4 separate regions of the Homo sapiens genome follow, and all the other regions are linked to region 1. The links are chromatin loops, found by intact Hi-C in ENCODE. Cell type or tissue: ascending aorta. All regions are shown on one strand.

Evidence for each region. Hi-C counts contacts between places; a loop is a spot of excess contacts. Peaks named below come from ENCODE experiments on the same cell type or tissue, not always from the same donor. Only the 100,000 strongest peaks of a DNase experiment are listed, where the experiment ranks them.
Region 2: it touches region 1 in a loop (2.8-fold over the local background); 19 of 110 quality-filtered maps call a loop at or near these places.
Region 3: a loop joins it to region 1, with 2.9 times the contacts of the local background. A loop is called at or near these places in 2 of 110 quality-filtered maps.
Region 4: a loop joins it to region 1, with 2.8 times the contacts of the local background. A loop is called at or near these places in 5 of 110 quality-filtered maps.

The regions. Positions count from the first base shown.
Region 1 is chrX:2,604,815-2,612,814 of GRCh38, forward strand. It overlaps LINC03112 (long intergenic non-protein coding RNA 3112), which reads right to left and starts at 4,353. Exons shown (of 2, transcript XR_001755779.3): 1 at 4,292-4,353. It overlaps MIR6089 (microRNA 6089), which reads left to right and starts at 4,377; the gene lies at 4,377-4,440. It also overlaps the pseudogene CD99P1. RefSeq lists an enhancer at 3,724-4,248. In ascending aorta, a CTCF peak has its summit at 4,661 (motif pointing left); DNase peaks (open chromatin) are centred at 3,957 and 4,487; H3K4me3 peaks cover 3,471 bases; H3K27ac peaks cover 2,492 bases.
Region 2 is chrX:2,496,056-2,504,055 of GRCh38, forward strand. It overlaps DHRSX (dehydrogenase/reductase X-linked), which reads right to left and starts at 4,921. Exons shown (of 7, transcript NM_145177.3): 1 at 4,762-4,921. The coding sequence starts at 4,870. It overlaps ZBED1 (zinc finger BED-type containing 1), which reads right to left and starts at 4,921. Exons shown (of 2, transcript NM_001171136.2): 1 at 4,762-4,921. In ascending aorta, no CTCF peak of the experiment used is centred here; DNase peaks (open chromatin) are centred at 4,346 and 4,707; H3K4me3 peaks cover 4,044 bases; H3K27ac peaks cover 4,233 bases.
Region 3 is chrX:2,808,342-2,816,341 of GRCh38, forward strand. It overlaps XG (Xg glycoprotein (Xg blood group)), which reads left to right. Exons shown (of 11, transcript NM_001141919.2): 10 at 2,995-3,111; 11 at 6,023-8,000. The coding sequence ends at 6,039. Among named protein-coding and RNA genes, the nearest start is that of GYG2, 17 kb to the right of the region's middle. In ascending aorta, a CTCF peak has its summit at 4,301 (motif pointing left); a DNase peak (open chromatin) is centred at 4,290; H3K4me3 peaks cover 340 bases.
Region 4 is chrX:2,321,360-2,329,359 of GRCh38, forward strand. All of the region lies in intron 3 of DHRSX (dehydrogenase/reductase X-linked), which reads right to left. It overlaps LOC124905239 (a long non-coding RNA gene), which reads left to right. Exons shown (of 3, transcript XR_007068382.1): 1 at 1-557. Among named protein-coding and RNA genes, the nearest start is that of DHRSX, 180 kb to the right of the region's middle. In ascending aorta, no CTCF peak of the experiment used is centred here; a DNase peak (open chromatin) is centred at 3,912; H3K4me3 peaks cover 1,418 bases; H3K27ac peaks cover 1,111 bases.

The DNA.
Region 1 (8,000 bases):
AGGAAGTTACCCTACATGGTCTAAAAAGGGGAGGCATGAATAATCCACCCCCCATTTAGCATATCATCAAGAAATAACCATAAAAATGGGCAACCAGGAGCCCTCGGGGCTGCTCTATGGAGTAGCCATTCTTTATTCCTTTTGTTTCCTAATAAACTTGCTTTCACTTTACTCTATGGACTCACCCCGAATTCTTTCTTGCTTGAGATCCAAGAACCCTCTCTTGCGGTCTGGATTGGGACCCCATTCCTGTAACGTTTTTGTCCAATAGTCATACTTCTCCATCACTGTCCACTCTTCATTAAAAGTAAGCATATCACATCTGTAATCCCAGCACTTTGGGAGCCGAGGTGGGTGGATCAACTGAGGTCAGGAGTTCGAAACCAGCCTGGCCAACATGGTAAGAGTCGCTTGAACTCAGGAGGTGGAGGTTGCAATGAGCTGAGATCCCGTCACTGCACTCCAGCCTGGGTGACAGAGTGAGATTCCGTCTCAAAAACAAACAAACAAACAAACAAAAAACCAGAAAACCTAAGCGTAAAAATACTCAGATTTTCCTGTTTCTTTCTTTATGATGGCTTCTGTGTCACGTAAAACCTAAATACATGGGCCTGCTTTTCTCTTGCTATTGTCTTTTGTTCTAGGGGCCTTAGTCATGAACCCAATGATGGGTGAGGAAATATATTTCTCTCTCACTGCTACCCTGCCATTACGACAGGCCACAGGCAGCACTTCCAGCTGCTCCGTGGATGTGCTGCAACTTGAATTTGAACTTATTTCAAGTTCTTTGCCTTCAGAATGGTCAGGAATAGAGCCCATCTTCCAGGTGAACCACAGCCCCATCATGTCAACAGGTTTAGACGCAATGACATTGGAGAGGCTTGACTGCTGAAAGTGAAGAAGGAAAGTGCTTCCTAGGATAGAGTTTGTAAAGGAGCTTAAATCAGTGATGTCTTCTTGCGTCCGGTCCATGCCAATGCGCAATTTCATTTTGTTTCCCTCTTTACAGAAGAGGCTGGTCCCTGACTCTCTGGAACTGTATGCATGAGATGTTTCTCCTGAATCTACAGAGACGTAAATCCCCATGACTCAAAGACAGAATCTGTGAAATTTTACTGTCTGATCTGGGAACAGTTTTTAGGATGTCATTGTCATCTGTTGATTGGATTTTGAGTTGACCCCCAAAAGTTCAGATAAAAAACATGTGTCTCAGCAGATCTGGTAGGCTGTGCCCCTCTTCTTCTTCTTCTTTTTTTTTTTTTTTGAGATGTAATCTTGCTCTGTCGCCCAGGCTGGAGTGTAGTAGTGTGATCTGAGCTCACCGCAACATCCGCCTCCCAGGTTCAAGTGATTCTCCTGCCTCAGCCTCCAGAGTAGCTGGGATTACAGGCACTCACTGCCATGCCCAGCTAATTTTTGCATTTTTAGTAGAGATGGGGCTTCACCATGTTGGCCAGGCTGGTCTCGAACTCCTGACCTCAGGTGATCCACCCACCTCGGCCTCCCAAAGTACTGGGATTACAGGCATGAGCCACTGTGCCTGGCCTGCCCTTCTTTTCTTGCATGTCTCTGGCTGGTATTTAGTGTGCAAACATGGCATCACTGGTACTGTACTAGCCAGCTGAAAAGACGCATACACAGGCTCACACACTAAGTTATTGCCAAATTAATTATTGCTGTAAAAATGCTTTGCACCACTGAGGGGGCACAGACCATGAAATTTCCAATGTATGAACTCTAGGCTACCAAATACTGTTTACCTTTGGGCGCTGTGAACCCCGAGGAAAATTCCAGTGATTTGGGGGCAGTCACAAGGCAAAGTGGTCCAAATGGCCTGAACTCAAAATCAAAGAGCCCTTCGTTTTGATCCCAGTCCACTGCTAATGAACTCTATGGCCCTGTGTTGTTTTCTTATCAGCAGACGTGAGCTAATAAGTCCAATATCCATGTATCACAATTGTTTCCCAATGAATGAACACACAGAAAGTTACACAATACAAAAATGTCAGGTAAAAATTTACTTGTTTGTCCATCAATCCATCTATTCACTCATCCATCCACTCATCCATCTATTCTTCTTCTACCCACCCATCTATCCAGCTATCTATCCGTCTGTCCACTTATCTATCCATCCATCCATTCGTCCATCCATCCATCCATCCATCCACCCACTCATCTATCTCTACCCATCCATCCAGCCAGCCAGTAATCTGTCCACCCATCTATCCATCCATCCACCCACCCACCCATCTCTCTCTACCCCTCCAGCCACCCAGTAATCTGTCCATCCACCTATCCTTCCAACCATCCATCCACCCACCCATCCACCCACTTATCTATCTGTCCATCTATCCATAGATCAATCCGTCTATCCCCCCTTTCATCCATCCATTTATTCATCTGTCCATTTATCCATTCCTCCACCCACCCATCCATTCATCCATTTATTCATCTATGTATCCATCCATTCATCCATCCACCCAACTATCTATCCATCCAATCATCCACTCATCTTTCCATCCATCCACCCATTTATTCATTCATCCAGCCATCTATCTCTTTATCCATCCTTCCAGCAAGTGATCCATCCATTCACGCATCCAGATGGCTGTCTGTCCATTCATTCATCCATCCACCACTTCCTACCCCCAGACCCATCTATCCACCCATCATCCACTGACTTCAAAAGCTTCATTTGATCGTCTGTGCAGCAGACATGGTGTGTGATGCTCTGACACCTCTTAAGTGCTTTGGTTGCCCACAAGAACCTCACGGGAGGTCTCTAAGTTGGGCTCAGACCTTGGTAATGAAAACCAGAAATAAAAGTGATTTAAAGAAAGCTGATAGAAACCTAACTTTAGCAAATGGTAAGATAAAAATGTACTCCTTTGTCCTGTAAAAGAAGTTGGGAATGTGAGTCGGGCTGGCACAGCCGTCCTGCTGTATCATCAGCCACCCTGATACCTTTGCTCAACGTGTTCTGCCATGCTTAGAATACAACTTCTGGCCGGGTGCGGTGGCTCATGCCTGTAATCCCAGCACTTTGGGAGGCCGAGGTGGGCGGATCATGAGGTCAGGAGTTCGAGACCAGCCTGGCCAACAAGGTGAAACCCTGTCTTTACTAAAAATACAAAAAGTAGCCTGGCATGGTGGTGCATGCCTGTAATCCCAGGTACTGGGGAGGCTGAGGCAGGAGAATCACTTGAACCCGGGAGGCGGAGGTTGCAGTGAGCCAAGATTGTGCCACTGCACTCCAGCCTGGGCCACAGAGCAAGACTCCATCTCAAAACAAACAAATAAACAAACAAACAACACACAGACAACTTCTATCCTGTAGGAGACTTCCTGCTTCGAACTGGCTGCTGGGACTCCAGCCATCACGTCATTATCCCAGGCAGGTTCAGGATGAAGCAAAGACCAAAAAAAAAAAAAAAAGAAAGAAAAAAGAAAAATGATTCTGCCTCCAGGAGTGGAGTGCATAGTTAGACTGCTGCATTCCTCAAACCCCTGAGGTGGGCCCCAGGGTGCGGGGCCAGCCCCTCTGGCCTTGCCTGTGTCTGATCCAGGGGCACAGGTGGCCTGGGGAGAGACGGAGTCACCCGCAGGCCTGAGACAGCACAAGACCAGTGTTACCGAAGGGCCCCTGACGCAGCCTGCTGGGGTGAGTCGCCAAGGACCAGGACTCAGCCAGGCGACCCAGATAGGGGTCTTACCCCCAACCCCAAACCACGACCACAAGTCCTCACTCCCAACCCTGTCTCTGAGCTTGCGGCAGAACGTCCTTGGTCCCGCGCAGAGCGGGTATCCGCAGTGTGTCTCAAAGCCCCCCACCCCCGCCATCTTTCACCACTGAGCGCCCCCAGCTCGGACGCTCCAGAAAGGACCAGGGGCCGTGGCTGCCTGTCAAGGCCTACGCCTTTCTAAGCAGGGAGGGGATTGCACTTTGCACCCCTTGGGGATCGCCCTGAGCGCCCCGTGAGCAGCTGGAAGGGGGCCCCATAGTTTTCCGAGCAGAGGAGCAGGAAGAGTTTCATTTCCTCCCCGTTGGGGCTGCCTGGGGGGGGTGCCTGTTAGGAACAGAGAGGGGACAGCAAGGGCGGGCGCGGAGAGGCCCACACCTCTCCAAGAAGGGCAGCGGTTTCTCTTGGCTCCAGGTAGGGGCCGCCCTGGGGCGTGCATTTAAGGGGCTGTAGAGAGGGAGGGACCCGCACTTTCCCGAGAATGTTGGGGGTTTCACTTTGCTCTAGTTGGCGGCATCCTGGCGACGGGCTTGTGGGCGGGGGGCACTCACAGTTTCCTGAGAAGGGAAGGAGGGCGTCCCGTGGTCCCCTCGGCGCGGCCCGAGCCACCTCCGCCCGCCCCCTCCTCTGTCCCCTCCCCGGGCCCGGCGTTCCCTCCCCTTCCGTGCGCCAGTGGAGGCCGGGGTGGGGCGGGGCGGGGCAGGCGCAGCCTGGGCTGAGTTTGCAGGGCTGCTCCCCTCACCCAACCCCTTCGAGTCCTCCGCGGGCTCCGCCCCACCCGGCCCGTGGGGGAGGTTCCGTCCCGCCGCCTTCGCCCGCGCGCTGCACTCGCGGACGATCTCTGCTCGCCTTGGGCGCGCCGTGGCGCGCGGGGCCGTGCTGGCGCTGCGGCTCCTCGGCCTGCTCCGCCGTCTGGTGGCCGCCCCGGTGAGCGAGCGGCGGGATCCGGGTGGGAGGACGCGGGGGGTGGCGCGGGCTGGGCCTGGGGATCCGCCTGGGGATGTGGGGTGCAGGGGCGGGGCGCCCCGCGGGGACACCCGGCCCCTCTTCCGTGCCCGGCGGGACGCGCTGTGCCCACGGGGACCCAGGTCCGGAGGAGGCGCCCACTTTCTCCCCAGCGCTCTTCCTGGGGCCAGGTGGGAGCCGTTTCAGAGGAAAAAGCCAGCGTTTCTTTCGTAAACCAAAAAGTATCTGGGACAAGTCCCAATCCTTTTGAGTTGATTCGGCGAAGATCAGGAAGGAGCCCGGGAGACGGGTCTATGCCTTTCTCCAAAGATACTATTGAGAGCTTCGGTATTTAAAGGGGGAAAGCACGCTGGAGGGGAAAGAAGGAGGAAGGCTCATTTTACCGAATTCACCTGTTGCAAAAGAAAAGCAGCAGGTAGAATAGTCAATTATGTATTTGTCTTGCGCTCACTAAATTGGCACTTTACTAAGATAAGGTCAACAGAGAGTTATTGCACTGTCTGCTTGGGAACAGAAGGAAAGACAGCTTCCTGCCTGACTCAGCTTCCAGCTTTATTATTATTATTATTAATTATTTTGGCAGAGTGAACTGGGGTTCCAAGTTTTAATTTTCCTTCTACAGTTTGCAGAATCGCAAACTCTTAAATTTAGGGGAACCTGGGGAAGAGGTGGCATCCGATTCCCCCCCAACCCTGGTGACGTTCTTATGGATCTTATGGATACTGCAGTCTCTCTTCTCTTTCTGTCTCTCCTCTCTTCTCTTTCCTTTCTCTCTCTCCTCTTCTCTCCCTCTTCCTCTCTCTCTCCTCTCCTCTCTCTCTCTTCTCTCCTGTTCCCTCTCTCTCTTCTCTCTCTTCTTTCTCTCGCTTTTCTCTCTCCTCACTCTCCTCTCTCCCTCTCTCTCCCCTCTTTCCTCTTTCTCTCGCCTCTCTCTCACCTCTCTCCTCTCTCCCCTTTTCTCTCTCTCCCCCTCTTCTCTCTCTCCCCCTCTTCTTTCTCTCCTTTTCTCTCTCGTCTCTCTCTCCTCTCCTCTCTCCTCTCTCTCTCCTCTCCTCTCTCTCCTCTTTTCTCTCTCCCATCTCTCTCTCTCCTGTCTCCTTCTCTCTTGTCTCTCGCCTTTCTCCTCTCTCTATCTCCTCACTCTCTCCTTCTCTCTCCTCTCTCTCTTGTCTCTCTCCCGCCTCTCTCATCTATCTCCTCTCTCTCTCCCCCCTCTCCTCCCTCTCCTCTTTCTCTCCTCTATCTCCTCTCTCCCCCTCTTTCTCTCTCCTCTCTCTCTCTTACTCCCTCTTTTTCTGTCTCATGCTCATCTTTTACTGTTTTCACCTGAGGGAAGAGTGATGAGAAGATAGGAATTCACGTTTTCTGAAGTATTTAGAAACGTGGGGCCGTGGTGTTTTCTCCACCTGTTTTTGGGTCATTCCTTCCTCATTTCTCAGAACATTGGTATTAACAGCTCATTTCCCTCCTTTAAGGGCTGACTTTGACTTAGCGATGCCTTTCCTGATGGAGGAAACAGTGAGTAACTTTTTAAAGTCTCCTCTGTTGCTGACTTTGCTGATTGTCATTGAATTATTATCATTTTCAAGACATCTCTTTTGCGTGATAAATGGATTGAGTTTGGACAGTGGGAACATAGGAAGTATATGTGTTGTTTATTTTTGTTGTTGGATTTTTGATATATTTTTTTTTTGTTACCAGCATGCTGGTTTTTTTGTTTTTTTTGTTTTTTTTTTTTTTTGAAGTGTAGGTTCAGAGTCTCACTCTGTGGCCCAGGCTGGAGTGCGGTGGCGCGATCTCGGCTCACCGCAACCTCCGCCTCCTGGGCTTAAGCGATTCTTGTGCCTCAGCCTCCTGAGCATCTGGAATTACAGGCACCCACTACCACGCCCGGCTAATTTTTGTCTTTTTAGTAGGGGCTGGGTTTTGCCATGTGGAGCAGGCTGGTCTCTAACTCCTAAACTCAAGCTATGCACTCACCTTGGCCTCCCAAAGTGCTGGGATTATAGGTGCAAGCCATCACGCCCAGCCAGTATGCTGGCTTTTATTTTAAAATGGTTAGTCTTTGGAACAACGTAAGGCAAATGTGACTCCCTTGGCCAGGTCAGGCCTCGTGGGCATAGATCTGCGCAGTCACACAGGGACCTGTGCACACAAGGGTGCCATGCTGCTTTATTGCTGTGTTGCTGCCATCTTCAGATTCTTCATACAGTTGGAACAATGGGTCGCACATTTTCATTTTCACAGGCCCTCCCAAATTCTGGAGGTGGTCTGCACACCTGGTTTAGTTTTCTTTGAAAATACTTGAAGTTAAATCCTGTACCTGGAAGACAACAGAAGGGAATTGGCAGGAGGCTACGTGTATGGGTATCCCCACCATGACAAAAACAAGGGCCAGTTTTTACCTGTTTAGTGAACAGTCTCTGTGCAAATTGATATTTCAGTTTCTTTTCTCATCGCTATGGAAATTGATTTTTCATTTTCTGGTCGCTGTGGAAATTGATTTTTCATTTTCTTTTCTGGTCGCTATCAAAATTGATTTTTCATTTTCTGGTCGCTATGGAAATTGATTTTTCATTTTCTTGACTACTAGGTACTGATGATTGCAACTCTCATGTTTTACAAACAGGTGACCCAGCACCACCTAATGCCCCCAAACCAAAGCCAGATCCAAACCCCAACCGACCTGGTTTCACTGGTAAGAGCCTCTAACCCTACGGGTGGTCTCTATATTGTTTATTGTAACTTTATTTTATACTTATTCATAAGAATATTAATTCACATTTTCTCATGTTTTCTCATTTCTATCATATGACATTTACTGACAAATACTATTCTATCTAAATATATAATAAAATACATTAATTCCTTTAATCCCTAATGTTGAAAACATTGTGTCTTCTGACATTTTAGAATTATGAATTACAAAGCCAATTTGAGTCAACTTTGTCTACTCTTTTTCATTCCTTTGAAGAGATTTCTGGCATTCAAATTGTCTAGATCAATGCTCATGAGTACTTTTATAGCTTTTAACCTGGTTGGTTGTTTGCCCCAGAATTGCACCAATTTGATTTGATACCAGGGTGTCTGCAAATGTCCCTGTCTTCGAACCTTTTCCAGTAGCAATTATCACCTACAAAACCTTTGTCAAATAGTGTAATTATTATATCAAACCGGTCTTAGTTTTACATCTCTCATTCTGAAATGTAAAAAGCATAATGCATCCCAATGGGCCACGGAGACTTCTTCTTTTGTGTATTGGATGCTTTGGCTTTGATCCTTCAATTCATGGTG
Region 2 (8,000 bases), 110 kb before region 1:
ACATGGCCAAAGGGTACCAAGTTTCTGTTCGACAGGAGGAATCCGTTTCAGTGACCTACTGCACAGCGTGGTGGCGATAGTTAATAGTGTATTACATATTTCAAAATAGCTAAAAGAGGTTTTTATTTTTGTTTTTGTTTTTTTGTTTTTTTGGTTTTTTTGAGACGGAGTCTCGCCCTGTTGCCCAGGCTTGAGTGCAGTGGCGCAATCTTGGCTGACTGCAACCTCCACCTCCCAGGTTCACACCATTCTCCTGCCTCAGCCTCCCAAGTAGCTGGGACTACAGGCGCACACTGCCACACCCAGCTAATTTTTTGTATTTTAGTAGAGATGGGGTTCCACTGTATTGCCCAGACTGGTCTCAAACTCCTGAGCTCAGGCAATCCACCCGCCTCAGCCTCCCAAAGTGCTGGGATTATAGGCATGAGCCACCGCACCCGGCCCGCCAATAGAGATTTTAAATGTCTTGCGTGCAGTGTATACTGCTTGGGTGATGGGTGCACCAGAATCTCACAAATCACCACTAAAAAACTTACTCATGGAATCAAACACCACCTGTTCCCCAATAACCTATGGAAATAAAAAACAAAAATAGCTAAAAGAGATTTTAAATGTTCCCACCGCAAAGGAAAAATAGCGGGTGATAGATATTAGTTTAATTATTCCACAATGCAAACATACAGCAAAGCATCACACTGTGCCCCATAAGTGTACACATTTATATATTTATATAAAAATATCAATTGTTTTTATTTACATCTAAATTATATAAATATAACTTATTTGTATTTTATATTTATAGAAAAGTATAAATTATTCTAAAAATATATATATTTAATAAAAATAAAATATAAAAACAATAAATATATTACATACATTTTTGTATGTAACATGTAATTGGCCTGTTACCATTACTTTTAAATAGATTGTTAAATATGTTTTAAATTTCTGTTTTAATGTCTAACAGGATGACTTATTGACTGTTATAATCCACAAAAACAAAAACTGTCTGGGGTCCTCATTTTTTTTGAAAGAGATTCTATGATCAAGGAATTGGAGGCCGGGGGCAGGGGCTCACCCCTGTAATCCCAGCAATTTGGGATGCCAAGGTGGACTATCACCTGAGGTCAGGAGTTTGAGACCAGCCTGACCAACATGGAGAAACCCCATCTCACTAAAAATACAAAATGAGCCAGGCATGGTGGCACATGCCTGTAATCCCAGCTACTCGGGAGGCTGAGGCAGGAGAATCGCTTGAACCCGGGAGGCAGAGGTTGTGGTGAGCTGAGATCACGCCATTGCACTCCAGCCTGGGAAACAAAAGCGAAACTTGGTCTCAAGAAAAAGAAGAAGAAGTTGGAAAACTGCTGTTTTTACTTCTACCTGATTTCTAATAGCCACTGTTCACTACTCATAAAACCAACAAGAATTAACTTTCCCTTTACAGGTTAAAAAAAAAATAGTTTGAAAAGTAGGACTTCTATAAATAGCTTTGTAAGTGGGCCAGTTGGCATATTTTTTGTAAATACTCACTCCTGTGGTACAGCATTTACGAATCCATTTTGCATCCCAGAAAGTGAAGGAATATTCTGTGGCCTATTATTTACAATAGAACTTTTAAGAAAAATTCTGTGGCAGTATTGGAACTGGACTTGACTACAGGTACCATCAATTTTCTCTCCTTTGCAAAACTCATTGATGTATCAGAGAAAATGTAATTTCTAAACAGATCACCCTGTTATTAATACCGGTGGGTAGAGACTTTCTTTACTCAATATGATCATTTTCAACAGATTTCAGGCCATATCAATGTTCAAGTTTTGATGCCATATTAGGATATTAAATGCACTGATTAAATCATCTATTTTAAAATCCAACCAACAGATACAACTTACTGAATGGGCCGCATGGATATAGTCTTAAGAACACAGAGACAGACCCTCTTATGGGAATTCTCAATTTGCTTCTAAACCCCCTCTGTAAAGGCATGACCAACATCTATGATTAATTTGTAATTATCTTGTTTTTCCATGATGAACTGTAAGAAGACACCATTTAGGAGTGGATTCCAGCCACAATTTCTTCCTTCTCATACCATGTAAGTCAACTCATGTGGAAGGTGTAACCCAGGCATTTCCTTTGTACGATACCTAAGAAGAACACGCTCCATTTGGAAGTTCTAAGAAAAAACTGCCCTTGCTTCCAATCTGCAGTGGGGAAATTGGCCCTCTTGGTTATTCAAACAGCTTAGCTCAAATGCCCTGGACAAAGTTCAATGTTTCCTCACCAACAGCGAAGGCCTACCAGAGAGAAGCAAATAAAAAATGCCGTTTAGGAAGCTGGCCACCAGCAGACCAAGGACAACAGCATTCCTCCACTGGTATCGAAAATTATTTTTAATCCATACATAGGAAGGGGCTCGATGAGGGCAAGCCACTTAAGTTAATCTTTAGAGAAGGCCATTCTGTTTCGATACACACCCGGGTACAGATTCCCTTGGCAGACACGTGACTTCACCAGAAGCTCGTCCTCTTTAACAACCTTCTGTTGTTGTTTAATCAGTAAATGGGAAAAAAAAAAAAAAAAAAGATTCCAGCCCTTTTTCTAATGCACAAAGAGCAAGTTTTTCAAAGGCCAGCATTTTGGTGAGCTGCTGCAGGAACCCCGGCCTCTTCTGCCAGGGCCCACACAGGCCCTTAAGGAGGTTTAAGGGGACCTTTCTGTAAGCAAAACTGCCCGGATAAACATAATCTTCTGCGAGACTCCACACAATTGTTCAGCAGCTGTAAACCGTTCACCTTGCAACTGATTACTTACTTCAAACAAACATGCTCTCCTGCCCTCCGAAAGCCTGACTACAGTTCCCTTTACTCTCCTTCTTCTATGCATTTGTAATTATGCTAAGTGGGTTTAAAAAAAAATACTGAAGGCCAGTTTGGCAGAAAAAGAAAAGCTTAGCTCACAGAAAACTCAAAGCTCTTTTTCTCTGGCTAGAGGCGGGAGAGAGAGGCTCATTTTAAAACATCCACTCCAGGCACGCTTCTCAAAGGGTGGCGCTGGGACCCCTGGGATTCCTTCAGTGGGTGCAGAGTGGAAGTCAAAAGTCATTTCACAATAAGGCACCCAAGCGCTTCGCCTGGCTGACTCCCAGTCTCCCAGAGGCGTGCAGTAGTGTCTTCCAGAGGCCTCCTGACATGCCATGAAACTGTCTACAGAGGCAGAAATAACAGCTCTCTTCTTAGGCTGGACATTTAAGACATTCAGGGCAACGTACACCCCCACCCCCACCACACTGACCCTCTGAACGCTCTGTTTTGGAAAACTGTTATTTTTGAAACAAAGTATCATTTAACCTAACATGGAATTAACATTCCCTTTATTCCAGTTCACAAATAATTGTTTACAGGTTTCTAGGTTTAAATTGAGAATATGGGCTGGGCACAGTGGCGCTCTGTCTGTAATCCCAGCAGTTTGGGAGGCCCAGACTGGAGGATTGCTGCAGGCCAGGGGTTCAAGACCAGCCTGGGCAACATGGTGAGATGCCATCTCTACAAAAAATTTAAAACATTAGCCAGGCGTGGTGGCTCACGCCTGTAAACCCAGCACTTTGGGGGACCCAGGTAGGAGGATTGCTTCGGCCCATGAGTTTCAGACCAGCCTGGGCAACGTAGCAAGACCCTATTGCTACACAAAAAAATTAAAACATTAGACAGGTGTGGTGGCTCACACCTGTAATCCCAACAGTTTGGGAGGCAAAGGAAGGAAGATCGCTTGAGCCCAGGAGTTCGAGACCAGCCTGAGCAACATAGCAAGACCCCGTCTACAAAACTTTAAAACATTAGTCGGATGCAGTAGCTGGTGCCTGTAATGCCAGCACTTTGGGAGGCTGAGGCAGGAGGACTGCTTGAGCCCAGGAGTTCGAGAGTAGCCTCGGCAACAGAGCAAGACTTCATCTCTACTTCCTATTACAAAAAATAATAATAATAATAAATTCTGAACCTGCAAATCTAGGAACAGAAGTTATCTGCATACACAAAACACAGTGGCGGTCATCACTGATGAGTTCAGACAGTGAACGAGTCCTGCAAAGTTGGAGATCTGTGACTCAGAGATGTTTACAAAGGCCAAGGAAACAAAGTTGCCACTTAACGGGCCTGCCCTCCCCACCAGACCTCCGTGGCTCCCCAGTGCCCGAGAAGCCGCCTCTGGGCCCCCTCTGGAGACGTCCTCCGGAGAAGGGCCCATCCTCACTTACCCTGGGGTGGGTAGGGGTCGAGGTCCCTGGGACGCCCGCTCCTCCCCTCCGGGGCCTGGCGGGGGCGCGCGGTCACTGGCCGACCGCAGGCGGCAGGCAGAGCCGCCTGATGTCTTGGGCGCGGGGCGTGCGAGCCCCCGGGTCCCCGGCCATGGCCCGGAGGTGTCAGGGTGCGCGGGGGGGCGGCTGCACGGGGGCTGCTTGGTTGGAGCCCGACCCGGGACAGGCGGGGAGGCCACACGCGCGGGGAGGGAAGGGTCGGGCCGGGTCGGGCCGGGCCAGGCGCGCAGAAGAGCCGGCGGGGACGGAAAGCGCGGGGCGGGGAGGTCCCAGCGCGCACGCCGCCCCCCCCCCACCCCCGGCCACACCTCGACCCCCGCCCAGCCCCACTTCCGGGAGCGCCACCGCCTCGCCAAGGTCACGCGGAGCCCCCGCGCCCCCGCCCCCGAGCCAGCCCGCGCCCACCCGGGTCCCCGGAGCCCTGACCCCTGCCCCGCCCCGCTGACCTGGCTCCAGGAAGCCCCCGCGGCAGCGCCGCAGCAGCTGCGCCAGGATCACCGCGGCGCCTACCGCGTAGACCCGCAGGGCCGCCCGCGCCGCAGACAATGGCGACATGGCTGCCCCGGCCGCGCCGCCGCCGCTTCCGCGCCGCCCGCGGGACTCTGCGCCCGCCCGCCCGGACGGACGGCGGAAACGCGCGCGCCCCGGACCGCCCCCTGCCCGCCCCGAACCGCCCCGGCCTGCGGGGAACCCCCAACCCCAGACCCCGCCCGGGCCCTCTGGGATCCCGCACCGCCTGCAGGACTGGGGACCCCGAGCGGACAACCGACCCCAGCCAGGACACCCCCCCCAGGACCACAGACTCCAGCCAGGAACCCCCCCCTGCAAGGACCATAGACTTCAGCCAGGACCCCCCCCCCCAGGACCACAGACCCCAGCCAGGACGCCCCCAGGACCACTGACCCCAGTCAGGACCCCCCCTTCAGGACCACAGACCCCAGCAGGGACCCCCCACACACACCCCCAGCCAGGACCACAGACCCCAGCCAGGAATCCCCCCCAGGACCACAGACCCCAGCAGGGACCCTCCACACCTCCTCCAGGACCACAGACCCCAGCAGGGACCCTTCCCCCTCCCGGCAGGACTGCAGACCCCAGCAGGGATCCCCACCACCACAAGACCAACAGCCCCAGCCAGGACGCCCCCAGGACTACAGACCCCAGCCAGCACCCAAGTCAGATCCATAGACTCCTCCCAAGAACACCCCCCAGGACCCCAGACCCCTGCTGGGACCCCCAAGACCACAGGCCCCCCCACTGGGGCACGCCCAGACACCCCACCAAGAACCCCACCAGGACTACAGACCTCCACCAGGACTCCCCAGTACCACAGATCCTCCCAGGGCCCCCCAGGACCACAGACCTCCACTGGGACCCCCACCACCAGGACCCCTCTCCAGGATCACAGACCCCTACTGGGGCCCCCTTCTAGGACCTCCACCTCCATCACAACCACCCCCCGGACCACAGGCCCCAGCCAGCACCCCACAAGACCACAGACCCCTGCCAGGACGCCCCCCAGGACTACAGACCCCAGCTGGACTGCCTCTCCAAGACCCCACACTCCAGCCAAGACCATGGAACCCCATTCAAGCCCCAGCCAGGACCCCCACCATGGGATCACAGATCCCCTACCCAGACCCTGCAGGGGACCAGGACCACCACGGGAACCACCCTCCCCATCTTAGCCAGAATCATGTAACCCCACGCAGACCTCAGCAGGGACCACAAGGACTTGGACCCCATAGGGAACCCCAGACAACCACCCAGAGCCATGCCAGGATTATGGACCAGGACTCCCACAGAGGACTCTGAACAGCTGTAAGGACCATGGACCCCACACCCTAATTCGTACTGACACCACAGAACCTGCCCCAAGCACGGACCCCACACCCCAGTTCCTGCTGACACCACAGAACCTGCCCCAAGCACGGACCCCACACCCCAGTTCCTACTGAGACCACAGACCCCACCCCAATTCCTGCCAGGCCACAGACACCACCCACCAAACCTACCCCTCCACTTCCCTGCCCCCAACAACCCTGCAGGGATCACAGACCCCCTTCCCGGCCCCTGCAGAGAACTCCAGACTACTTCAGGGACCACGAGCCCCCTCCCCACCCTGATCCCTACTGGGACAGCAGACCCCTACTCAGACCTTGGTTGGGAACCCCAGACAACCACAGAGTTACCTGGGCTCCCTCAGGGAACCCCAGACCAGCACAGAACCCCCACCCAGACCCTTACCAGGGCCAAGGCTGAAATCCCACATGGACCCCCCAGCAGACTCCTACTGGAATTCTTCATGGAACCCCCCACCCAGACACTCAGACCTTCACCCCACCACAACCCTCCCAGTCCCACACCTGGTCCCCCAGGGGACCCCAGACCTGGCATCCGGGACTCCACACAGATCCTAACACCCGCTGTGTTTGGGAGACAGGAGCCTGGGAGAGCTGGGGTGACACCATTTTAATCATCAACTCCATCTTAAAAACCAGGAAGACACATTCCTTGCCGGTCACGGCCCATGGTCATAAGATGTTTACGGCTGAAGAAATGACTTAATAATGCCTCCAAGGACAAACACAGACGACAGCGGAATGTCTGGATGTCGCCATATCGCGTAACCACATATGCTGTTAAAGATAATTACAGTCATGCATGGACGTGCTTGGGCGCGAAAATGCAAAGGATGGCTCTCTCTAAATCAACTAAGGAATAAATGTCACGCCGTCAGACATAACCTAGCTTTTACATAGATAAGACAGACCCCTATAGAAGGAAGCTTTAAAACAAACACAAGGTGTTACACCTCTATGACAAAACAGTTTCTTTTTTTTTCTTTCTTTCTTTTTCTTTTTTTTTTTTTTTGAGACAGAGTCTGGCTCTGTGGCCTAGGCTGGAGTGCAGTGGCGCAACCTCAGCTCACTGCAACCTCCACCTCCCAGATTCAAGAGAGTCTCCTCTCTCAGCCTCCCTGGTAGCTGGGATTACAGGCATGCACCAGCACACCCAAATAATTTTCGTATTTTTAATAGAGATGGGATTTCACCATGTTGGCCTGGCTGGTCTCAAACTCCTGACCTCAGGTAATCTGCCCACCTCGGCCGCCCAAAGTGCTGGGATTACAGGTATGAGCCACCACACCCAGCATGTAATGGAATAGTTTCTAATAAACTAAAACTTCCCTGTACTCTTATGACTTACCTTGAATTACTTCTTGAGCAATATCCAAGAACCCACTCTTGGGGGCTAGATCGGGACCCCTCTCCTGCAACACTGGGACCCTAAATCACCAACCCTATCATCCCCAGGACCCAGACCTCCACCTTCACTCTAGGTCTGCACCCTCATACACGTGCCGATGGGCACCCCCCAGCCCCTGCCGAGGTCCAGGAGTGAGAATCTCCACCAGCAAGTCACCTGACCCTAGCCAGGAACTCTATCCCTGCTGGGAGCCAGAACCCCACACTCCACATCTCACTGGGACCCTGGCACCTTGCAGGGCCACAACCTATCTGGAACTTTGGCCCCCATTGGGATGCATCCCCACTCCCATAGGAATTGAACCCTCCAGGCCTCACTCCCCACAGAACCTCAACAGGCACTAAGGGGCACCCCCAGTGTGCAGGTTGCACCCAGCCACTGGGTGGGCTCTGGTGCAGATCTAAGATGATTGGAA
Region 3 (8,000 bases), 200 kb after region 1:
TTTGTATGTATATAAAGTAGCTCCTGAATAAAAATATCTGACCTTCAGCACAGGACCAATCAGAGTTCAGAGAAAGGAGAGGCAAGCATTGGTTTTCACTGCAGAAGATGCCCCTTAGCTCTCAAAGCAAGGCTGTGAATGAGTGCTGAGACTATTACATTTCTCCCAGTACCACCATTACTCCCCTTTCTTTGACCAGCACTAACTTGAAACCCAAGAAGGACAGGAGAAAGGAAGGTATGAACACTCTGCCCAAAGAAGCCATCAGAGTGCACTGTCAATCCCGTCTCAGGTCAAAGGAGGGAGAACTTGAAGCCCAGAAGGCTGACTTTGTGTCCTGTATTGTTGGGAGAACAGGTTCCCCATTCCCTAAGGGTCATATTCTTAGAGATTTGGGCTGACACCTGCTTGAGTTTAAGTTGAGAGTAAACGCACTCAACCCCAAGGCTCTTGTGAGTTTTCAATTATGGGGGAGGAGAAAGTGATTGAAGGTGACCTCTACCTTTCAATGATCATGCAGAGTACTAGTATCAATATTTTTGGGGTATGTTGGCATCCTTAGAAAAATTTATGGTTTCACCTTTTTCCCTCTGTGGTGTAAAGTGAGGTCCAGAGATGGAAAGGGCAAGGCAAATAAACAAGTAATTGCAGTCAAATCTGATGAATAATTTCCTGGAACATATGGGATCCTGTAGCAAGGCAGAAGGGATACTCCTAGACTAGGTTAGGTGAGGGAGGTAGGGTTTCCTGGAGAGAACAATATCCAAGCCAATCCCCCAAAATATGGGTGGGAGGTGCCCAGGAGAAGAGTGAGGTGTCAGGGAAGATGGTGCACTAGGTAGAGCTGGATACACACGTGGGGACACCGGAAATTGTGTAGCCAGGATGTGGAATGCAACGGGAACCAGGGAAGGATGCAATGGTGACCAGGAAAGACCTCCAGGTTAGCAGAGGTGGAGTCTGCACTTCATAGAACCTTCATGGGAAGGAGCCTGCCCCTGTTGATATGTAGGTGAAGAATGGACCTGAGGGGGCTCACTAAGACCCAGGGAGACACCCTTTCAGACCAGTTCAGTACTCCCTGGAAATGATGACAGGCTGAATTAAAGCCTGGGCAAAGGAGGCAAAGAGAAGCAGTCAGCTTGGATGACCACTTGGTAATGACAATTGATTGTACTTGATTGATTTGTAAGAGATGAGAGAGAGGAAAAGGTATGTATCAGTCAGCTATGCTGTGTCACAAAAAACCCCAAAACTTAGTAGCTGGAAATAACAACCATTTATTATGTTCGTGATTATGTGAGTCAGCAATTTGGGCTGACACCATTCTAGTGGTCCTCCTGGTCTCTTCTGAACTCCCTCTCTTGTGTGCAGTCAACTGTAGGTGTGGCCAGCGCTTTGACCATGTTTCCTGGGTCTTCTTATGTATCTGGGACTTTAGGTGGAATGGCTCATCTCAGCTTCATGTGGGCTCTCACATCCCTCCAGGAAGCCAGGCCAGGCTTCATCACATGGTGACCAGACAGGGTACCAAGAGCATGAAGAGAAGCGTGCCTGGGCTTAGAGCCACCATGCCTTCACTTGTGTGACATTCTGTTGGCTAAAGCCTGGATTTTCAGAATGAAGATGCAGCTCCACCTCTGGATGGGGAACACTGTGAAATCATACTGTGGAGCGTGTTCATGTAGGGAGGGGAAGAATAGAGGGCTGTCTCTCCCAGGAGGCAGGGTGTGGCGGGCGGCAGCATCAGCCGTAGAGCAGGTTCTTGCGTTCAGTGACAACACTCTTCCCCCCAGCATGGCAGCCTCATTCGTGGAGCAGTCTTGTGTCCCTCACCTATGCCATGCCATGTATTGGCCCAGGTGTTCAACCCTGTCTGAAGAAAGCCATGCATGGAAAGGGTGGCTATTTCAAATGGAAACGGTGATTTCTTCCTTTTTTCCCTTTGGAAGTGTTGATTTTTGTCACATCAAGCTCCTTCTTGTTCTTTGTGCAGGAGTGCCAAAGCTCTGGAGCAATTTGCCATCGAGGCATTGAGGATGCTTGTGTCTAGTGTGTGCTTGGGTCTAGAGTTCCAGCATGCCTTTGAAAGCAAGCCTATCTGGCAGTTTTTAGTGGAACAATATTTTTGCATGAGTGGGCATTCTACATCTAAAAAGGCACAAAATAGTTTTGACATGTGCCTGTCATCCCAACTACTCAGGAGGCGGAGGCAGGAGGATCACTTGAGCCCAGGAGTTCAGGACGAGCTTAGGCGGCATAGTGAGACCCCATCTCTAAAAAAATAAATCAGGCCAGGCGCGGTGGCTCCCCTCTGTAATCCCAACACTTTGGGAGGCTGAGGCGAGTGGATCACCTGAGGTCAAGAGTTCGAGACCAGCCTGGCCAACATGGTGAAACCCCATCTCTACTAAAAATGCAAAAATTAGTTGGGCATGGTGGCATACACCTGTAGTCCCAGCTATTCGGGAGGCTGAGGCAGGAGAATCGCTTGAACCCGGGAGAAGGAGGTTGCAGTGAACTGAGATCACGCCACTGTATTCCAGACTGGGCGACAGAGCAACATTCCGTCTCAAAAAATAATAAGAAATAAATAAATAAATAAATAAATAAAATTAATTAAAAGGCATACATGAATTGACTTCAACAAACAAACAAAAATGCCAAGTGCCTCGTCTGTGCAAATCCTGGCCTTGGATGTCTTCAGTGGTAAAATGTGGTTGACAAGCTTGGCTCTTTGTGAAAACAGAATTACTTCCTAAGGTTTTTTTTTCTTTTTTTTTAAATTAAGTTTCTCTTTTTTTTCTGTGAATACAAGGGTGGGAAGGGACGTGATGGAGAAGTTACTAGATAGATGCAAAAGTTATTGCAGTTTTTGTCATTACTTTCAATGGCAAAAACCGCAATAACTTTTGGACCAACCTAATATTTAAGCAGTTTTCCTGCAGCCATGTTTTTTTCTCGGATGAGCTTGCTTTTTCTCCACTCCTGCAGGCAATATGGTAGCAAAAATCGTGTCTCCCATCGTATCCGTGGTGGTGGTGACACTGCTGGGAGCAGCAGCCAGTTATTTCAAACTAAACAATAGGAGAAATTGTTTCAGGACCCATGGTAAGTTTGGCTCTAAACATTGTTTTGCTTGTTACTAAGCCTGATTTAAAAAAAAAAATTACTTTCAGATGTCTGTCACTAGCAAGGTTATTTCTGGTTAAGTTCAATATACATAACTTGCCTAATAATGTGATTTTTTAAAATTTATTTTTATTCTTTTTGAGACAGAGTTACACTGTGTTGCCCAGGCTGGACTGCAGTGGCAGGACCTCGGCTCACTGCAACCTCTACCTCCTGGGTTCAAGAGATTCTCTTGCCTCAGCCTCCCGAACAGCTGGGACTACAGGCATGCACCACCACGCCTGGCTAATTTTTGTATTTTTAGTAGAGATGGGGTTTCACCATGTTGGCCAGGCTGGTCTTGAACTCCTGACCTCAAGTGAGCTGCCCGCCTTGGCCTCCCAAAGTTCTGAGATTACAGGCGTGAGCCACCGTGCCTGGCCAACAATTGGGTTTTCATGGTCAGGTGTGAGCTGTACCTTCCTCTAAACCTTGTTACAATGAGGCTGGCACATTATCTGTCTAATGTAAAAGAGGAGGAGAAAAAAAGGAAAGAAAAAGAAACAAACAAACAAAAATTACCAACCTACATTGCAAGACTATAAGCATGACGGTTGGTTTAACTACCTGTTCTGTTTTGTATTCAGTGAAATTTTCGTCACAGGCGAGTCAGGAAAAATACCTGGGTTGAATGTGAATGTTTTGCCCAGAACCCCACCCGCAAAGAAAACTACCGAAACACTGAATTATAAGCCTCTCTGAAATTCCGAAGGTGCGCTCAGACCATAGGGGAGAGGAAAGATCTGCTGTGGCTTCCTGGTTCAATGCCGGCTCCACACTCCTGGGTTTGAAGAATCACTTGGGATTTGAGAGCAGAGGATGCCCTAAAGAAATCTCTGAAACAACAGTCAGGGATTGTTTTATAGCCTAAAGAGTGACTCAGATCTTTAACTGGGTGTCTCTGGAGGCTTGGTTTAAACCTCAGGCCACCCACGTCAGAATCTGTCTGGAGTTTGCCCAGGGCCCTCTAACTCATACCTTCTTTGTGTCCCCGAAGGAAACCAGAAAGGGGTGCCCATTCCTACGGTGTTTGCTTTAGGATTTGCATTTGGCCTCAAAAATCCTAAAACCTTCCCATGCGCTCCCTCTGCTGGTGAATGGGCAGTATCAACCGTTAGCTAATGAACCTCCGTTTGGGGTGAGCCTCCGTCTACATTACGCCCCGTCCTGAAATTTTAGGAGGAAACTGAGTTTCTGAAAAACTGCCTTATTTTCCTGGCAACCTGAGAGCAGATTCTTGGGTTCAGTGACAACACTCTTTCACCCAACATGGCAGCCATCATTAACGAACACCACGTGTTAACTTCAGTAGCTTTTGTGGCAGTGATTTGTAAGCCTTTGTTAACCAAGGGCTGAAACTGAGTAAGCAGAGAGAGGCACCCATCTCCACAAGCACAAAATGTAAGGGCGGGGTACAGGGGTCCCCCACAAACTCAATAATCAAGGCAAATATATTTTAGTGCAATATTTTAGAAGGAAAATCATTGGAATGGGGGCCAGTTGAGTTTCTGAAATAGGTGTAGTTTTAAAAACGTGGATGATGCCTGCCCCATTTATCTGAGGTGGAAGGAAGCACGTTTTTGCTAAAGAGGTATAATGTCTTGAAGCTCTTTCATGCCTTTTGGCTGCCTGGTAAGTATTTTTGTCTACTTTCTCCATTGTACTTCGATGATACCCTCACCAGGTATTCCCAAGCACCAAGTTTATCTTCCCCTCCCTTAAAGTTCCTGAGATCAGAAAGGAGGATGTAGACAGAGTGAGCTGATGTTAGGGAGATCTCTTCAAGGGTGAGCAGTGACATTTATGTGGATCCTGGGCCTATATCACCTCGCTGGCTGTAAAGCCTTTATACTATCTAGGAAATATGTGCATGACAGCAAATACGTATGGGTTTGGTATCAAATGGGGCTCAGAGCTCTGCGAACTTGACTCTAAAGTTCCAGGCTGCTGCTAATGGTACCCAGCTGTCCACCTCTCCTTAGTTAGGTCATTAATTTTCTCTGTCTCCTAAAGGATGACGTACATGGTATACTAACCATATCCATGGTGATGTGGTGCAGTGCACAACCTGTGGAACTGTGTACCTGCTGAGGCCATACACTGAAGCTTGCACACTTTGTAGAGAAAGAGTTGTAGTAACAGAGCTACACAGATAGAAGCAGATGTCTGTCACTTGATGTGGACTTTTAAGAATCATACTTTGCTTTTATTTTATAAAGTGGAGCAAATGACAACATCACTTCAGAAGTTATAAAGACCAACAAGGCCATATTCGAAAAAAGAAGTTCCTACAAATATTAGTTTTAACCAAAAAGGAAGTTACTCAATTCATTTAAGATCATCAAAATCCTTAACAAATGGCAAAATGTCAAAAACAATGTTTTCAAAACGAATATTTGTTTCCAGATATGATTTTAACAGTTTTTAAATATTTTCTATTTTTAATTTTTCCTGCTTTATTGAGGTATAGTTGACAAATAAACATTGTATATATTTAAGATGTACAACTTCATTTCTGCATCATTTATTTGTTCTAATCTATCTCCTTCTGCCGAATGTAAAGCAGGTGTCATGTAGACAGCACATAGTCTGATCTTGGTTTTCTTTTTTTTAAAATAGATTTTTCATTCTTCTAGCTTTATTAAAGTATGATAGACAAACATTGTATATATTTAAGATGTGCAACTTCATTTCTGCTTCATTTTTTTCTGTTCTAATCTTCCTTCTCCTAAATCTAGAGCAAGAGTCTCTTGTAACAGCATAGAATTGGATCTTGGTTTTCTTTTTCTCTGTTTAATAAGACTTTTTTTTTTGCCCCCACAATGACATTTGTTTCTAATCTTCCTTTCAGAACCAGAAAATGTCTGAAGATGTTAAGATCCCCTGATTACTTTGAGAAAAACAACTAAAACAAGAACCGTGTTTATCACTGTTGTGGAGATTTCCTTTTATTCTTGACACAATTTGATGACCTAAAGTGTGTTTTCTTCTGTGTAAAGTACATGAGCTGCCTCACTAAGCATTCCCAACTCATTGAATGTGATGTGGTTATAAAGATAAGTTAGGCAGCTAGACCCTGCGTTCTAAAAAAGGATTGCTTGCAATGTTGGTTTGGCTATTCATTTGCACAAAGAGACTGTGGCTCTCTGTTGTGAGATCTTCAGCTACCTCATGGTGCAATAACACACACACGCTTAACCATGTTGATGGCACAAAGCGGTGAGCAGTAGGGAGGTAGAATATCTTGGTGGGGAGGGGATGTTATCAGCTTCTGGGAGATGAAGAATATTGTTGAGGTTCCAAAGATGCTGGACCTGTGCTAAATTCTTCAGTGATATGAAAAAATCATTGAGCATTCATTATTGCGAATGAAGTGGGGATGCATTATTTCTGACACCCACAAGCAGGGTTTGATCATCCTTTCAGCTTTGAGATATCTGCACATAAAATTATTATTACCTGAAGAAAATAAGGCTGCATTTTGAAATGTTAAGTGCAAAATGACTGATGTTAAAACCATCTGGGGGAAATCTTGGGATGCTTTTTCCTAGGAAATCATATGGTTGTGATATGTTTTGGCGCATAGGAGACAGAAATAGTGATTATCAGGCGTTGAGCCTTTTTGTAGTATTTTTAGTCTTTGATACTCTGTAAGTGCTAGTTCCTAAGGCACCAACATTGCATTCCTTGGTTTATACTTTTTCTATTCATCAGGGTAGGAAGTCTTAAATCCTTAGGCATCCAAGAAGTATACTAGCTTTTTGCTTCTCTTTTAGAAATACTTGTGGGGAGAGAAAAAAGGATGGTTTGGGCATATTGGTATAGTTTGAGTAAACTAAGGTTAATGTTCATATAACATTTAGACTTTGCCATAAATATCAGAACCAAAGATCAAGACATTCATGTACAGTCTGGAATGTATATATGGGGCCCATAAAAATTCCCAGTATGCATGTTTTATGCTCACCATTATGAATTGGGGTCTTCAAAGAGAGAAGGTTGAAAGTGGAAAGCACTTGAAAGGGCTCCCCGGTTTGTAAAATATCTTTAATCATTCACATTAGGTACCTCGGAGTTGCGGGTCTCAAATGTGGATTCATGCATCATTTGTGCAGTTTGAAGATAGTCCATATTTCCTATTTCAGTATTAGGTCCTGCAACACTTTTCAATTCTTGTAGAAGGTTTTTTTCAGGAGTGGTGATGTCTGATGCTCAATTACTATTTTCCCTATAAGAGTTTCAGCATGAGCTTAATTAAATTCTTGTGAAAAAACCTGTGTTTTTAGTTACACACACACACACACACACACCTACTTAAATGGAATCTAAACATTTTTAGCCTTTAATCCATTCCATTTTCTAAAACTGTCATAAACTATTTTTAATCATTTTAAATAAATGTAAAAGAAAAATAACTGGATTTGATTATTGAATAGTTTTTTTCTATATTTCACAAATAAATTGTATGAAATGACTGTAGAAGTGGCCCCAAAATTATGAACCTTCGTAGCTGTGAATATGATGCCATAAATCTCTTTTAAAGCTCAAGATAGACTATGAACATATGAAATACATAGTTACCTAATCATGAGACTAAATTCACCTGGGTGACAAGGCTAACGTTCAAGCTACTTAAGATGAAAATATTTGAATCATGATTGCTTGGGGGAACCTCTCTTTGAGGGGTCATGAGGACCACCTGCTGGGCATTCTGTTTTCATGCTGAGAAGGTGAGAATTGAACAGATGAGAAAAGCCTTGATAAAACGTCATCTCCATGTAATTTAGAGAAGGATAACCTTGACTGTACAGCTGACCCTTGAACAACAC
Region 4 (8,000 bases), 280 kb before region 1:
GGTGTCCCAGTCTGCCAAGGAGGGCTCCTGCTATGGAATGAATGGTGTCACCCCGAATCTCATGTGTGGAAACCCTAATGCCAAAGGGGATGGTATTTGGAGACGGAGCCTTTGGGAGATGATGATGTTTACATCAGGTCGTGAAGGTGGGATCCTTATGTTGGGATTCGTGCCCTTGTAAGAAGAGACACCAGGGCACACATGCTCCCTCGTGCTCCACCCCCCTCTCTCTCTGCCCTGCGAGACCATCTGTAAACCAAGAAGAGGAACCTCTCAAGTACCCAACCATGGTGCCACCTGGATGTAAACATTTCTGCCTCCAGTACTATAGAGAAATAAATTTCTGTTATTTATGCCACCCCATCTATGGTCCAGTTAACCCTTAAACAACACAGGTTTGAATTGCACGGGTCCACTTCTACGGGCATTTTCTTCTACCTCTGCCACCCCGGAGCCAGCAAGACCAATCCCTCCTGTCCGCTCTCATCTTAGGCTACTCAAGGTGAAGACGATAAGGATGAAGACCTTCATGACGATCCACTCCCACTTCAGAAATAGTAAATATATTTTCTCTTCTCTATGATTTTTAAAAATTTAGTTTGGTGTCCTTTTTTGTTTTTAATTATCTTTCCATAAGTGATTGGGGTACTGGTGGTATTTGGTTACCTAAGTTCTTTAGTGGTGATCTGTGAGATTTTGGTACACCCATCACCCGAACAGTATATACTGCACCCTATTTGTAGTGTTTATCCCTCACCCCCCTCCCACTCTTCCCCCCCAAGACCCCAAATTCCATTTTATCATTCTTATGCCTTTGTGTCCTCATAGCTTAGCTCCCACGTAACACTGAGAACATACGATGTTGGTTTTTCATCCCTGAGTTACTTCACTTAGAATAAAAGTTCCTTATCAGGCGTGGTGGCTCAAGCCTGTAATCTCCACACTTTGGGACGCCAAGGCGGGTAGGTCACCTAAGGTCAGGAGTTCAAGACCAGCCTGACCAACGTGGTGAAACCCTGTCTCTACTAAAAATACAAAAATTAGCTGGGCGTGGTGGCGTGCACCTTTAGTGCCAGCTACTCGGGAGGCTGAGGCAGGAGAATCACTTGAACGTGGGAGGCGTAGGCTGTACTGAGCAGAGATCACACCACTGAACTCCAGCCTGACTCCAGGGCAACAGAGTGAAACTCCATCTCAAAAAAAAAAAAAAAAGAATGAAAGTTCCTTATGATTTTTGATTCTCAAAGTTCCTTATAAGGCGATTCTCCTGCCTCAGCCTCCTGAGTAGCTGGGATTACAGGCGTGCGCCACCACGCCCGGCTAAAAAAAAACAAACAGCATTTTCTTTTCTCTAGCATACTTTAATAATACAGTATACAATACATAAAACATACAAAATATATGTTAATCGACTTTATGGTATTGATAAGGCTTCTGCTCAACAATAGGATATTCATAAGTTTTGGGTGAGTCAAAAGTTATCTTTGGATTTTCAACTGTGCCAGGGACGTGTGTGACGCCCCTAACTCCCACATTGTTCAAGGGTCAACTCTAGTTTTTTGTTGTTGTTGTTGTTGTTTTTGAGATGGAATCTTGCTCTGTCGCCCAGGCTGGAGTGCAATGGTGTGATCTTGGCTCCCTGCAATCTCCGCCTCCCAGGTTCAAGCGATTCTCCTGCCTCAGCCTCCTGAGTATCTGGGATTACAGGCGCCACACCCAGCTAATTTTTGTATCAAGGTCAACTGTATTTTCTTGCAACAGCCAGAGCTGACTAAGACAGTCTTGAAGCTCAAAGAGGTACAAGAACCTACCCAAAGTTATCCAACCAACAAGCACCTGGAAGGCAGAATAAAGACTCAGGTAGCCAAGCGCCATAGCCACACCATGGTAGAGCTATTCTGCCTTGTAGAGATGCATTGAATCTGTCACAGGGTGAATACATCTCCAAATGCATTTGAAAACTCCTACGGGATGCTACAGAAACACGTGAGGGAAGAGTGGGTGTGGACATACTCTCCATCTGTTACACTCAGAGTACTCCAACTACAGGAGTGAGATGCCTCAAGACAGGCCAAGGCAGAAACAAGCATCACTATGAACCCCAGAATAGATATGTTTTTTGGCCAGACACGGTGGTACACGCCTGTAATCCCAGCACTTTAAGAGGCCCAGGTGAGAAGACTGCTGGAGGCCAGGAGTTTAAGACCAGCCTGAGCAACAGAGGAAGATCCCATCTCTACAAAATATTTAAAATATATACATAGCTGGGAATGATGATGCGTACCTACAGCCCCAGCTACTTTAGACACTGTGGTGGGAAGATCACTCGAGCCCGGGAGGCTGAAGCTGTCGTGAGCCACAGTCACACCACTGCACTCCAGCCTGGGTGACAGAGTGAGATCCGGTCTCGAAAAAATCATCATTATCGTCACAGTAATGAGAGGAATTTTAGGTGATAGGTGGTTACTAATTTCAAAAATAGGGGCTTCCGGTTTCTCCTCTAATGATACAGGGGTTAAGAAGAAATGACTTAAGCAGATAGTAAAAATTAGCTGGGTGTGGTGGTGCACACCTGTCATCCCAGCTACTTGGGAGGCTGAGATGTGAGGATCACCTGAGCCTCGGAAGTTGAAGTTGCAGTGAGCCATGATCACACCACTGCACTCCAGCCTGGGTAACAGATGGAGACCCTGTCTGGAAAAAAAAAAAAAAAAAGATTTTGCACAAAGTTTTACGATGACTCTGCTTTGTAATTAAAAGTAATTTCTGCTTTGTTGGTGATTTCTCACACATTTATCTGGTAGACCAGATACCTGCATGTGATAGGGTAAGAAGGACCCATTTCCCTCCAAGGAGAACAGCATTGCAAGGGGGTTGAGGACGCATGCATGTGGAATCCAAACATTGAATGCACTGAGACGGCGCTGCATGAAGCCTGTCTGTGAGTTTATGATGAAGCTGCACAGAGCTCCGTAGGCGGCTCTCACTCCTCTCTCTCAGCCTTTGGCTTCAGTTTAATTGCATACACACCCTTCAGAGCTGCTCGGGGCCCCCACTTCTTCAGCCTTCTGGCATTTTTCTAAGAAACACTAAACCTCTTTCCAACGTTGCCCTTGGATTTTGTGTGCACGTCTTCCAGCCCTTGAGCTGCTTGACCTGTGCTTGCAAGGGTTCCATAACACTGGATAGGACAGAAGCTCCGCCCAGCCCCAGGTGAAAGCTCTGTGCTCTTCAGGGACCATGTCCTATTCACACTGTCTCCCTCACATCTAATACAGTCATGATACTCGGCAATATAGTACTCCACCCAACAGGCAACTCAGAGTCTGCCAGTGATACAGGAGTTAAGAAGAAATCACTTAGGCAGACAGTAAGGGTATGGGAGTCCTCGGCAAGGCTTTTTTCTTTTCTTTTTTTTTTTTTTTTTGAGATGGAGTCCCGCTCTGTCGCCCAGGCTGGAGTGTAGTGGCGTGATGTTCGCTCATTGCAACCTCCGCCTCCCGGGTTCAAGCAATTCGCCTGCCTCAGCCTCCTAAGTAGCTGGCATTATAGGTACGCACCACCAAGCCCGGCTAATTTTTGTTTTGTTTTTTTTTTTTTTAGTAGAGACGCGGTTTCACTGGTCAGGCTCGTCTCGAACCCCTGACCTAATGATCCACCCGCCTCAGCCTCCAAAAGTGCTGGGATGACAGGTGTGAGCCACTGCGCCCGGCAGCTTTTCTCTTTAACGAAAAGCAGCCCCAAGTCATTTTCTAACAATGAACAGCCTGTCAAGTCGAGCTGCAGACATACACAAGCCAGCTGGGAGCTTGTACGGGTGAATGTCGGGAGGACCTAGGGACTAGACACGTTCAAGATGGCGGCTCCATCTTCCCGGGAGGAACTAACGACTAGACACGTTCAAGATGGCGGCTCCATCTTCCGGGCAGGAACTAGGGACTAGACACGTTCAAGATGGCGGCTCCATCTTCCCGGCAGGAACTAGGGACTAGACACGTTCAAGATGGCGGTTCCATCTTCCCGGCAGGAACTAGGGACTAGACACATTCAAAACGGCGGCTCCATCTTCCCAGCAGGAACTAGAGACTAGACACGTTCAAGACAGTGGCTCCATCTTCCCTCCTCTTTGTCAGCCACATGTAAAGTAAGAAAAACAGGACCGAGAGCCCCGACCAACTACAAAGCCCATTTGCATAACCGATTAGGGTGGGCAACCAGCCTTTCCTGTGGGCTATGTAAATGTCATGCTTGATGGAACCAATCTCTCGGAGAGCCCCGACCAACTACAAAGCCCATTTGCATAAACGATTAGGGTGGGCAACCAGCCTTTCCTGTGGGCTATGTAAATGCCATGCTTGATGGAACCAATCTCTGAGCTCTATGTAAATGAGACACCGCCTCCTCAAACTGGACTATAAAATCCATCACATTTGGTGCCAGCTGGTCCTTTCCGCTCGGAGACCCCTTTCTCTATAGAGAAAACCATTTCTCTTTCTCTTCTCCTGATTAAACTTCCACTCCTAAACTCCTCGTGTGTGTCTTTGTCCTAAATTTTCCTGATGCCCAATGACGAACCCCAGGGTATATACCCCAGACAACGTAGCCACTTCACTAACATGTAGAGAGCTTGCGCATTTTAATTCCTATCCTCACAATAGGCAAAGAGCAGAACATACTGAAAATCAGCAACTCTGCGATCCATCAGAAAATAGAGATCACAAGACGAAATGCTGCCTGAAGACTGGACAGACAGGTGGCAAGTGGAATTGTGCTTGTCTAGGAGTTCCTGCTGGAGCCAGCACCTGATGGACACATTTGCAGGGTAATTATTAAACAGCTGCAGGCTGACAGTGGACAAGCCTAAGTAAGTTAAAAACTCCTGGCCAGGCATGGTGGCTCGCACCTGTAATCCCAGCACTTTGGGAGGCCAAGGCGGGCAGATCACCTGAGGTCAGGAGTTCGAGACCAGCCTGGCCAACATAGTGAAACCCCGTCTCTACTAAAAATACAAAAATTAGCCGGGCGTGGTGGCAGGCACCTGTAATCCCAGCTACTCGGGAGGCTGAGGCAGGAGAATTGCTTGACCCTGGGAGGTGGAGGTTGTAGTGAGCCCAGATCGCACCACTGCACTCCAGCCTGAGTGACAGAGCGAGACTCTGTCTCAAAAAACAACAACAACAGAAAAACTTCTGGGGGCCCATCTTAGAGGGGACCTTGTACTTTCACAAATTTTACCTCCGGGAGCTCCACCAGGTTCCCAGGGTGAAGATCAAAGAAATATCCAGTTGTGTGTTATTGGGGGAAAGTAACCACTTTGCAATATTCCTAGGGAGACAGTAGCATTTTGAAGTATGCCCAAAGCAATCCGTGTCCTCTCTGCCCTCAAAGGAAATTACTTTAGCGCAGTCAAAGTGAACTGGGGGAAGGGAAATCTTCTATTTCAGTTTTTCTTTTTTTTTTTTTTCTTTCCAGGCAGATTTTCACTCTTGTTGCCCAAGCTGGAGTATAATGGCGCAATCTCGGCTCACTGAAACCTCCACCTCCAGGGTTCAAGCGATTCTCCTGCCTCAGCCTCCTGAGTAGCTGGGATGACAGGTGCCTGCCACCATGCCCGGCTAATTTTTCGTATTTTTAGTAGAGATGGGGTTTCGCCATGTTGGCCAGGCTGGTCTCGCACTCCTGACCTCAGGTGATCCACCCGCCTCAGCCTCCCAAGGTGCTGGGATTACAGGCGTGAGCCACCGTGCCCGACCAGATTTCAGTTTCTATTAGCTTTCAACAACACTTTTCGTGCATGAGTGACGCTGGCGGCCATGTACTCAGCCATTCCATCAAGGTTCCAAGCAGCAAAGCTGCAAAATGGATCTGACTCCTTCAGTGAAGAAGAGTCTCCCTGAATGCATTGGAAACACTCATGAGATGCTACTGAAGCAAGTAAGGGAAGCCTGACTGTGGACATGCTCTCTGTCTCTTAGGCTCACAGTACTCCAACCACAGAAACGAGATGCCTCAAGGGAGGCAGAGGCAGAAAGAAGCCATCACTATAAACCCAAGAATAAAGCCAGCAGAGCTACAGTGATGGCCTGTGTGCTGCAGGTGAGCATCACCTTGTTGTAAGGCCACAGGCTTTCCTGGCCACCCTGCTCAGTTGGCCTCGTGGTGGGAGTCACTAGACTCAAGATAGACCCAGCCAGACCATCTGGTTAGAGCTACCCAAGGAAAAGCCATTGTCAGCACAAAGTCACTGGAGTCTTAGAATGCACAGCTGTGATGGGCTGATTCCTTCTCCCAAATCCCTATGTTAAAGCCCTAACGCCCAGGACCTCAGAATGTCACCATATTTGGAGATAGTCTTTAAAGAGGTGATTAAGGTAAAACAAAGTCACCAGGGAGGCCCCTAATCCGAGAAGACTGGGATGCTTATAAGAAGAGGAGATGAGGCCGGGTGTGGTGGCTCACGCCTGTAATCCCAGTACTTTGGGAGGCTGAGGTGGGTGGATCACGAGGTCAGGTGATCGAGACCATCCTGGCTAACACGGTGAAACTCCATCTCTACTAAAAATAGAAAAAATTAGCTAGGCATGGTGGCACGCACCTGTAGTTCCAGCTACTTGGGAGGCTGAGGCAGGAAAATCGCTTGAACCTGGGAGGTGGAGCTTGCAGTGAGCCGAGATCCCGCCACTGCACTCCAGCCTGGGCGACAGAGCGAGACTCCGTCTCAAAAAAAAAAAGAGGAGGAGATGAGGACACAGACACACAGAGTGACGACCCTGCGAGGACACAGTGAGAAGATGGCATCTACAAGCCTACAAGAGAGGCCTCAGGAGGAACCAGCCCTGCCTACACCTTGATCTTGGACTTACAGCCTCCAGGATTGTGGGAGAATAAACGTCTGTTGTTTACAAGCCACCCAGTCTATGGTATTCTGTGATAGCAGCCTGAAATGGACTAAGACACCTCATAAGAAAAGGAGATGAGGACACAGACACACACATTGGGACAACCCTGTGAGGACACAGGGAGAAGATGGCGTCTCCAAGCCCAGGAGAGAGGCCTCAGGAGGAACCAGCCCTGCCCATACCTGGATCTCAGACTTCCAGCCTCCAGGACTGTGAGAGAATCAATGTCTGTTGTTTATAAGTCACCCAGTCTATGGTATTCTGTGATAGCAGCCTGAGATGGACTAAGACACCTCATAAGAGGAGATGAGGACACAGACACACACAGAGGGGCGACCCTATGAGGACACAGGGAGAAGACGGTGTCTACAAGCCCAGCAGAGAGGCCTCAGGAAGAACCAGCCCTGCCCACACTTTGATCTCACAGACTTCCAGCCTTCAGAACTGTGGGAAAATAAAAGTCTGCTGTTTAAGCGGCCCAGCCTGTAGTATTTTGTCATGGCAGCCCTAGGTGACTAATACAACAGGTGTTTCATCCTGTTCCTTTCCTCAGGTGGTGTTGCAGAGTACCCCAGCATCTTTAGGTGGTGGTAGAAGAGACTCCAGCATCTGCCATAACCCCCGGAAGAGTGTTCTGTATGTTACACTGTGGGGAGGTTTTCCTCAAAGCATTAGAGTGATCTGAACAATGGGAATCTTTGCACAGAGGAGGATGAGTTCTACTCGGGGATGGTACCTACTAAGAGAGACATGTTGTCTTCTCTTCAATTGCCCTTTAATGAAGAAATAAAAATTATTTAATTATTCGGTGAAGAAATAAAAAGAGTATTGCATTCTTTCAACAGAGATTCTGCACTTGTACTCCCAGGTATTTATGAAACCTCATGTTGATGCCTGGTGCATAGGCCAGGCAGTGGGGCTCTACCTAAGTAATGCCTGGTGGTTGGCCATGGGTAGCTGGAGCACCAATAGCATACTCTAATAGTCCATGACATCGGTCTACTCAAGGGCCATGGCTCAAATAGAAGGCTTTGTTTGGAGGAATTCAAAAGAGGTTCTACTGAGAAGGAACCTATGAATCAGTGCTGCTACAATACTTTT